Linked DNA regions of Homo sapiens: region 1 is linked to region 2. A link is an interaction called in ENCODE POLR2A ChIA-PET data of the cell type or tissue named here. Cell type or tissue: GM12878. All regions are shown on one strand.

Region 1 (5,000 bases), 300 kb before region 2:
TGTATTTTTAGTAGAGACGGGGTTTCACCTTGTTAGCCAGGATGGTCTCGATCTCCTGACCTTGTGATCCGCCTACCTCAGCCTCCCAAAGTGCTGGGATTACAGGTGTGAGCCACCACGCCCGGCCTTTTTTTTTTTTTTTTTTTTTTTTTGAGACCAGGCTGGCTGGTTTTGAACTCCTGACCTCAAGTGATCTGCCCGTCTCGGCCTCCCAAAGTGCAGGGGTTGCAGGTGTGAACCACCACACCCTGCCCAAAGGGAAATTTTTTTTGTTTGTGGATGTCCAAGGAAAACTTTAAAAATGATTCCTGGCCAGGCACGGTGGCTCATGCCTGTAATCCCAGACTCTGCTGGACTCTGCTGGTGCTCTGCTGGACTCTGTCCCCACAGCACCAGCTTGCATCCCACTTTTTTTTTTTTTCCCCAAGATGGAGTTTCGCTCTTGTCACCCAGGCTGGAGTGCAATGGCGCGATCTCAGCTCACTGCAACCTCTGCCTCTCAGGTTCAAGTGATTCTCTAGTCTCAGCCTCCCGAGTAGCTGGGATTACAGGTGCATGCCCCCACTCCTGGCTACTTTATGTATTTTTAGTAGAGACAAGGTTTCGCCATGTTGGCCAGGCTGGTCTCGAAATCTTGACCTTAAGTGGTCCGCCCACCTTGGCCTCCCAAAGTGCTGGAATTATAGGCGTGAGCCACTGTGCCCAGTCCATCTTGTATTTTTATGCACCTGTCAGTGGGCAAGGACTCCAAACATATTTTTTCTCTTCCTTAGCCACGTAAAGCTCCATAGTCTCAGACAGGTTTCAGCAGAGTCCACGAAAGTATCTGTAGTTGCCTGTCAGGCCAAAGGATTCTGGAACCGAGAGGCCCCTTTGCCTGGGCGGACCTCAGTCCTGAGCTGTGTGGGTGGGTTGTGAAAGGGAAGCACTTTGCAGACAGCCAGTGGCAGACGTGCCGATGAGACTGTGTGCCTGGCCCTGGTGCTGGTGCTGACCTGCAGCAGCTGTTTCTGGAGGGCTTGGGGTAAGTGTCCCTGCGGGCCCCTGTGGCCCTTCTTGGAACTGTGCCCTAGCCGTGACTGGCCGCCTGGCACCCCAGCCCATTCTCACATTTTGCGCCAGTGTCACAGATTTGAATTGACGCACACGCTCCGGTTCTGCTCATCCTTGTCAAACGCAGACGTCATTTGTAGCAGCGTACCCTGCAGTTATCGGAGGTGGGGGCCAGGCTGGGCTATGGTGGCTGTCAGGGAGAGAGGGCCGCCTGTTGGCTCTTTCTTGGGCCCCTCCGCTGCCTACTTGTGCGTGTGGAGGGAAGCAGCTTCACCTCAGTTTTTCCCCGTGTCACATCTGTGAGAATAACCACTCAGGGTTCTCTCAGAACCCATTAGCTCCAGAAGGTGTTCGGTCTCTCCACTCCCTGAGAGATGGAGACTGGTCACAGGGCTCTGTGAAAACACACACAGCTCTGCCATACTGCTGTGGCGTCCAGGGGGCCCCCAGAGGCCGCACGCCCGGCTGAGTGCCCATAGGGCCCAGATTCCATGCCCCTTCTCCTCCAGCAAGGACCCTGGGCCCTGTCCGGAGTTGAACGCTGGCTTGTGTGGATTGCAGCCTCGGCCCACGGGCTTCCTTTGTGATCCGTTGAAGCATCTGCTGGCAAATGGGCTCAGCTCTTGGCTCAGCTGGCTAGGTGGCCAGGTGGCCGGGTAGCTGGGCGTCCGGGTGTCCTGGCAGGCGCTGTCCTCACTGTGAGCTGCAGTGGGCTGCTTGGTCCTGTGCCCTGCTCATGGCACTCACCCTCCTGCCTCCTTTGAGGTTGCTCCAGTGCTTTTTTTTTTTTTTTTTTTTGGTTTTGACCCACTCTGGATCTTTACTAGCTCACCTGTAGTCTATGGGATTGGTGTCTGCTCCTAAACAAACATTTAAAATAACCCTAAGGAGTGCTGCTTGTAATATTCCAGCAAATAGGATGACTTGAATGCCCAGTGGCATTCATACAGTTGGATATGTGGGCTTTTAATTTTTTTCTTTGTTTTTCTGTATTTTCCAAATTCCTATAACAGCATGTTTATAATTAGAAAGTATATTATTAAAAGAATAAAAGCTTTAAAATATGCAGCTATTCAAAAGCACATTTTTTCTTTAAAAAGGATACACGTAAATGTGTCTTTTTTTTTTTTTTTTTTTTTTTTTTTTGAGACGGGGTCTTGCTCTGTCACCCAGGCTGGAGTGCAGTGGTGTGATCTCAGCTCACTGCAACCTCTCCCTCCCAGGCTCAAGAGCTCCTCCTCCCTCAGCCTCCCCAGTATCTGGGATTACAGGCGCCTGCCACCATGCCCGGCTAATTTTTTTGTGTTTTTAGTAGAGACGGGGTTTCACCGTGTTAGCCATCATGGTCTCCATCTCCTGACGTTGTGATCCACCAGCCTCGGCCTTCCAAAGTGCTGGGATTACAGGCGTGAGCCACTGTGCCTGGCCCACACCTGGTTAAGTTCTTGTATTTATGTTTTGTTTTTTTTTTTTTTTTTTGAGGCGGAGTCTTGCTCTGTTGCCCAGACTGGAGTGCAGTGGTGCAACCTCAGCTCACTGCAACCTCCGCCTCCTGGGTTCAAATGATTCTCCTGCCTCAGCTTCCTGAGTAGCTGGGATTACAGACATGCGCCACCACACCTGGCTAATTTTTGTATTTTTAGTAGAGATGAGGTTCCACCATATTGGCCAGACTGGTCTTGGACTGACCTCGTGATCTGCCCGCATTGGCCTCCCAAAGTGCTGGGATTACAGGTGTGAGGCACCGCGCCCAGCTGGTGTCTGTTCTTTTAGGGAACCAGCCCTCTTGGGTCAGGGCCCCACGTTTGCGTTCTCATCTAACAATAACACTTCCTTACTTCAAGCACAGCCACGTGATGGTCAGGGCTGACACATATTAATTGGGCGACACGGTTCGGTCCTTAGTGCCTTTTCTGAGTAACGTGCTCACTGCTATCTTGTGTCCACTGGCTCTTTGAGAGCTCTGCTGCTCTCCTGTCTCACCCCTACCCTGAGGTGTTCATGCACCAGGGCATGGTGCTTTCACTTCTGAGCCAAGTGGGTCAATCATTTTCTTTTTTGAGACGGAGTTTTGCTCTTGTATCCCAGGCTGGAGTGCAATGGCACCATCTTGGCTTACTGCAACCTCCGCCTCCTGGGTTCAAGAAATTCTTCTGCCTCGGCCTCCCGAGTAGCTGGGATTACAGGCGTGCATCACCACACCCAGCTAATTTTTGTATTTTTAGCAGAGACCAGGTTTTACCATGTTGGCCAGGCTGGTCTCGAACTCCTGACCTCAAGTGATCCCCCTGCCTTGGCCTCCCAAAGTGCTAGGATTATAGGCGTGAGCCACCACGCCTGGCCATTTTCTTTCCTGTACAATTTTGTGTGTTTGTTTTTGAGTTAATAATGGCCGTTTTTTTCATTTGATTAAATATTTTACTTTCCAACTTAAATCTTCCCATATTCTTCAGCTCAATAGAGTGCTTGTGAATATTCTTCTCCTCACTGTAAAACCTCTTGGATAAAGTATTTTTTCTCTGGAAGACATGTGTCCTGAAGTCTTCCATATTCCCACTCTGGTTGAAACAGTTACTCTTTAGGCATCCTGTGGTACTGGGTGCCTTGGAGCTGGTGTGTGTGGTACTGGCATGCTGTGTAACTGGGCGCAGTGGTACTGGGTGCTGTTATTGGGTGCCATGGTACTGGGTGTTGTGTTATTGGGTGCCATGGTACTGGGTGCTGTGTTATTGGCATGCAGTGGTACTGGGTGCTATGTTATTGGTGTGCCGTGGTACTGGGTGCTGTGTTATTGGCGTGCTGTGGTACTGAGTGCTATGTTATTGGTGTGCTGTGGTACTGGGTGCTGTGTAATTAGTGTGCCGTGGTACTGGGTGCTGTGTAATTAGCGTGCCATGATACTGGGTGCTGCATTATTGGCATGCTGTGGTACTGTGTGCTGTGTTATTAGTGTGTCCTGGTACAGACTAGTGGCCGAGGTGTGCCTGTGTGGAGATCTGAGGGTGACGTAAGTAGAGGCACTGGCGTGAGGGCCCCTCATGCAGTGTCAGGCTTGCACCTTTGCTTGGAAATTCCATTAGCTTTGGAATTTATAGCTTCGTGGTGCAGTGTGGAGTTATGTTGGAGATACCACAAAGATAAAGCATTTCCATGGTGAACAAAAAAGTTTACAAATAAAAGCAGTCCAGGCCGTTTTTATTTTGGCTTTGTTATGTGTCCACTTACTGCTGTGCATTCTATACGCCAATGGGAGTGTTTTGTAGATTCTCATGAGTTGGTTGCGTTTGGTTCATTTGGGTAAAGTGAAACTCCTTTTAAAAGAAGCAGAAAAAAATTAAATATCTCATAAAAATAAAGATTTTCTATTTCTGCCTCAGAGTGTTTCTCTCTAGTGAGTGGTGTGTAATTAGTGTGCCATGGTACTGGGTGCTGTGTAATTAGCGTGTCATGGTACTGGATGGTTTGCTTTTGGCATGCCATGGTGCTGGGTGCTGTGTTATTGGCATGCTGTGGCACTGGGTGCTGTGATATTAGTGTGTTGTGGTACTAGGTGCTGTGTTATTGGCATGCTGTGGTACTGGGTGCTATGTTATTGGTGTGCTGTGGTATTGGGTGCTGTGTAATTAGCATGCCATGGTACTGGGTGCTGCATTATTGGCGTGCTGTGCTACTGGGTGCTGTGTTATCAGTGTGCCATGGTACTGGGTGCTGTGTAATTAGTGTGCCATGGTACTGGGTGCTGTGTTATTGGCATGCTGTGGTACTGGGTGCTGTGTTATTGGTGTGTTGTGGTACTGGGTGCTGTGTAATTAGCTTGCCGTGGTACTGGGTGCTGCATTATTGGCATGCCGTGGTATTGGGTGCTGTGTAATTAGCATGCCATGGTACTGGGTGCTGGGTTATTGGCATGCTGTGGTACTGGGTGCTGTGTTATTGGTGTGTTGTGG
Region 2 (5,000 bases):
TAACATCCAAAGGACTGAGCCCTGAGCAAAGAGTTACCTTTTAAGTATTTTGTGGGGTGGTGGGAGATCTGTGCAGGGAGAAGCATATTACAGAAGTGAGAAACGAAGGTAGTTATTTAATTAATTGAGACATGCATTACATCATTTCTCACTTTTCAAAGAAAAACATGTTTTGCGACTTGAGTTTATCTGTCTAGTGACCTTGCAGCTGCACGGCTAGAGAAGCAGGGTCTTCACGATGCCTGGGAAAGGAGGAGAGATAAGGCTCACTAGCCACGGAAAAACAGGCAGTCAATTTTTAAAGGACTCCAGCTCTTTCTCTTTCTCAGGGGAACTGGGTTTTCTTACATACAACTGAGTTTCTGCTTACACATTCTTTAATTTCTTTTAATTCCTGTTCCAACGCAATCCCAGCTCACTGCAGCCTGGACCTCCTGGGCTCAAGCGATCCTCCCACCTCAGCCTCCCGAGTGGCTGGAACTACAGGTGCGCACCATGCCCAGCTTGTTGTTATTATTATTATTATTATTATTTATTATTATTATTATTTTTGAGATGGAGTTTTGCTCTTGTTGCCCAGGGTGGAGTGCAATGTCATGATCTCGGCTCACTGCAACCTCTGCCTCCCGGGTTCAAGCTATTCTCCTGCCTCAGCCTCCTGAGTAGCTGGGATTCCAGGCATGTGCTACCATGCCTGGCTTATTTTGTATGTTTAGTAGAGACGGGGTTTCTCCATACTGGTCAAGCGGGGCTTGAACTCCTGACTTCAAGTGATCCGCCCACCTCAGCCTCCCAAAGTGCTAGGGTTAAAGGCATGAGCCACTGCGTCTGGCCTAATTTTTATATATATTTTTTTGTAGAGACAGGGCTTTGCCATGTTGCCCAGGCTGGTAACTTCCATATGTTTTTTATAGGCAATTTTTTTTATTTTATACTTTTTATTTAATTTTTTTGAATTTAACCTCAGAATGTGATTATAGACAAAATTCAAAACATAATAATTGAGTTTAATTTTTGTAATGTGGGTCTATTACTGAGAAGAGTGGATGCCATTTTGCTTCATTGGGGTTCAAAGTTAGTGTTCCCTGTCATTGAAATCAATTGCAAATGTGCATCTGTGAATGCTGGTTACATCCAGGAGAGCAAATGAAGTATACCATTGACACCACTGATAGAGTCAATAGATTCACCACTGATAATGGATTCAGATATTTCCCACAGAGTTCTTGCTGTTGAATAATGCAGTGAAGTCAGGCACAGTGGCTCACGCCTGTAATCCTAGCACTTTGAGGCTGAGGTTGGCGGATCACCTCAGGTCAGGGGTTCGAGACCAGCCTGGCGAACACGGCGAAACCTCATCTTTACTAAAAATACAAAAATTAATCTGGGTGCAGTGGCTCATGCTGGGCATGGTGGCACAGCTTGTAATCCCAGCTATTCTGGAGGCTGAGGTAGGAGAATCACTGGAACCTGGAAGGCAGAGGTTGCAGTGAGCTGAGATCGTGTCATTGCACTCCAGCCTGGGTGACAGAGTGAGACTCCGTCTCAATAATAATAATGATAATAATAATAATAATAATAATGATGATGGAGTGAAAACCATACACTTTAAGCACTTTATGTTTTCATAAGCTTCGTACATTTGTCCACCTAAGCTTTTTCCTGCCCCACACATGCTTTTACCGCCGCCAGTTTTAACACATATTTACACTTCCTTTTTTGCTGCATTAGTGTCTCATCTTTGGGAATATTCTTGCTGCAGTTGTTTTTTTTTTTTTTTGAGACAGGGTTTCACTGTCACCTAGGTTGGAGTAAAGTGGCGCAATAACGACTCACCACAACCTGAAATTGCCGGGCTCAGGAGATCCTCCCACCTCAGCCTCCCAAGGAGCTGGGACTATAGGCGTGGGCCACCCTGCCCAGCTAAGGGAGGGTGAATGGCTGAGCTTGCCTGAAGACCCTCCCGTGGGTGTGGCAGAGCCTGTGGTCTGAGGGAGGGGTCTAGCTGCAGGGCAGCGCACAGCTTCACAGTGGCCCAGGGAACCAGGGCAGGCAGGCCGTGAGGCCCAGTGGTCATCTGGGCCAGGCCTTGATGCTGAGGCCATGGAACAGGTGAGGCTCTAAGAAGGGCCCAGAGTGACCATGGGCTGGAGGCTATGTCCACAGACCCAGTGCAGGAGAGGGTGTCCTGGGCAGTGATGTCAGCCAGGCTCCCTAGCAGGACTGGGGGTGTCGGGGCAGCTCTTTCCCAGGTGGCAGACACTGGCTTCCCCTCTTGCTCTCACAACTGTCCTGTGACCTGGTGTCTGAGCTGTGGTGAGGCCTCCCTGGTGACACAGAGGAGCACGGAGCATGTGGGTGGGGGTGTGTGCACCTGCCCTGACTTCCTGGTCCTGTGGTCAAGGATGGGGGAAGGTAGATCTGCCTGTAGCTCCACCCTATTTGTAAAGCACTGTGGTGCCTTCTGCTGGGGCATGTGCTGAGTGGTGCCTCGCAGGCACTGCCCTCGGGAAGTTCACAGGCTTGTGTAGAAGCTGATGGGAATGTGCCAAGAACAGAGGTGTCAGGAGCCAGGTATTGGGCAGGTCCTAGGTCTCTGAGCCTCAGTCTCCTTATCTGTAGGAGGGTGGTAACCCTGCCCTGCTCAGCTTACCAGGTGCAGCTGTGAGTTTTCAGTGCAGAGGAAAAGCAGAGACCTTCCCCTCAGATGGCCATACCCCCTTGTCGCTATACCCAACACTCTAATGCTCCCCTAGGGAGTGTCCTGGGCTCCTCCTTTGTAGCTCTCAGGTGTCACATGTGGGTCTTGCCCTACCATCCCCTCTCCCTTTCTAGAAATGAGGACTGCTGAGCTTGGAGCCGCCCCACTCCCTGCTCTCAAGCCGTCTGCTCCTGGGTTAGCCTGTGGCTGGCCTGGCCTGATTCTACACCGACGTGGGTGTTTCTCCACTGCTGGGGCAGCGGTCGGCCATCCTGGGGCCTGGGTCAGCTCTCAGCTGTGGCTGTTGTGCCTGTGCTTCCCCAGGTCCTGGTGGTCACTCCAACCCCGCCCTCAGATATCCCAAGAGCAGGCTGACTGTCTTCCCCATTCCCACCTTTCCAGTAGCTGCTGCAAGAAGGGACAGACGTTGCTGCAGAGAACTTGCCACGGTGTTTCATGTTGTGGCCGGTGGTGCCAGACTGCACGCTCCATTCTAGGGAAGGGTGAGTCTTCCCGATCATCAGTCTTAACAGGGGACTGTCCTGTGGGTACCTGGGTAGGCTGCAGGAGTGGGGTTAGAGTAGTGCCTACTGCCTGTTGAGAGTGTGTGAGTTCCTTAAGAGCATGCATGCTGGGCCAGGCATGGTGGCTCATGCCTGTAATCCCAGCACTGTGGGAGACTGAGGCGGGCGGATCATGAGGTCAGGAGTTCAAGACCAGCCTGACCAACATGGTGAAACCCTGTCTCTACTAAAAATACAAAAATTAGCTGGGAGTGGTGGTGCGCACCTGTAATCCCAGCTACTCAGGAGGCTGAGGCAGGAGAATCACTGGAACCCAGGAGGCAGAGTTTGCAGTGAGCCGAGATCGTGCCACTGCACTCTAGCCTCTGTCTCAAAAAAAAAGAAAAAACAAGGCGTGCATGCTGTAGTCTGTGTGTATGTCTGTTTTTGTTCTCCTCCTTAACACTAGTCAGTCTTGTGTAACCAGGCTGGCCCTGCTTCCTGCTTAGAAGCTATTGGTGTATCATCTGGAGCTGCAAATAGGGTGATAGGGCGTCAGTAGCCTTCCCACACTCAAGAGCTTCCTGACACCCAGCCCCTCATCTCCAGCCAGCCTCTGGCTACCCCAGGAATCTTGGGGCTCAGGCCTAACACTCCAGCATAGAGGGCTTTGCCCTTCTGGTGTACTCTCGCTTGGAGGCATCTTGGAACAGGGGTACAACAGAGCTCTGGAAGTGCTGTCTGTTGCATCGATACCCCACTGCCACTTTCGTCCACCTTCCTGGGGCAGAATCCTGGGATGGGTCTTTATTTAAGACAAAAGGGAGAGAGAAGGCATAGAGGCTAGGCATGGTGGCTCACTCCTGTAATCCCAGGACTTTGGGAGGCCGAGGCTGGTGGATCACTTGAGGTCACGGGTTTGAGACCAGCCTGGCCAACACGGTGAAACCGTCTCTACTAAAAATACAAAAAAAATTAACTGGGTGGCAGTGTGCACCTGTAATCCCAACTACTTGAGAGGCTGAGGCAGAAGAATCACCTGAACCCAGGAGTCGGAGGTTGCAGTGAGCCGAGATCACGCCACTGCACTCCAGCCTCCAGCCTGGGCAACAGAGGGAGCTCCGTCTCAAAAAAAAAAAAAAAAAAGAGAGAGACAGAGAAGAAAAAAAGAAAGAGAGAGAGAAGAAAAAAAGAATGCATAGAGGCCATCTGTGTGACCCTGGGCAAGTCATTTTCCCTGCTTCACTCCTTGGGACTCAGCCTGTGAACGGGGACAGTGCTTCTTCCTTACAGCGCTGTTGTGAGAATTTTCATTGAAAATGCACCTGTGGTGGTTGTAAGGAGTGACTGGTTCCCCCAATCCTGACCCCTCCTGCAGAATGGGGCCTGGGCCCAGGGACAGGGCATGGGCTGGCAGAGGGTGCCCGTCCTAGAGAGGAGCCTTCTTGGTGGACGTGGAGACCTGGCTAAGTCAGAGTCCGGATCAAAGTTTGAGGGTGCATCTGACACCCTGCAGCCACGAGTCTGCAGCTGGGTCAATCGGCCTTTCTGAGCTTCAGTTCCTTATCAGTAAACCCTGGGCAGTGGTGCCCAGCGTCTTTCACAGGACACTGTGTGAGTGCAGATGGAGACCCGCTGAGCACTCCGCTGGGGAGCAATTCATGGGGAGCACCCCTCCAGAGAGGGATGGCTCGCACAGGCCCTCAGCCCAGCCCCTTGCAGGCTGGACCTTGGAGAGTGAGGCCCTGAGGCAAGACATGGGCACCTGGCTCCTGGCCTGCACCTGCGTCTGCACC

The links. Peaks named below come from ENCODE experiments on the same cell type or tissue, not always from the same donor. Only the 100,000 strongest peaks of a DNase experiment are listed, where the experiment ranks them.
Region 1: POLR2A ChIA-PET joins it to region 2 with 9 read pairs; 2 of 35 experiments call an interaction of 5 or more read pairs at or near these places.

Annotation. Positions count from the first base shown.
Region 1 is chr16:334,349-339,348 of GRCh38, reverse strand. All of the region lies in intron 2 of AXIN1 (axin 1), which reads left to right. Among named protein-coding and RNA genes, the nearest start is that of AXIN1, 16 kb to the left of the region's middle. RefSeq lists an enhancer at 2,826-3,120. In GM12878, no CTCF peak of the experiment used is centred here; no DNase peak of the experiment used is centred here.
Region 2 is chr16:36,414-41,413 of GRCh38, reverse strand. It overlaps the pseudogene IL9RP3. Among named protein-coding and RNA genes, the nearest start is that of POLR3K, 15 kb to the left of the region's middle. RefSeq lists enhancers at 1,680-2,226, 2,227-2,774. In GM12878, no CTCF peak of the experiment used is centred here; a DNase peak (open chromatin) is centred at 2,373; H3K27ac peaks cover 1,263 bases.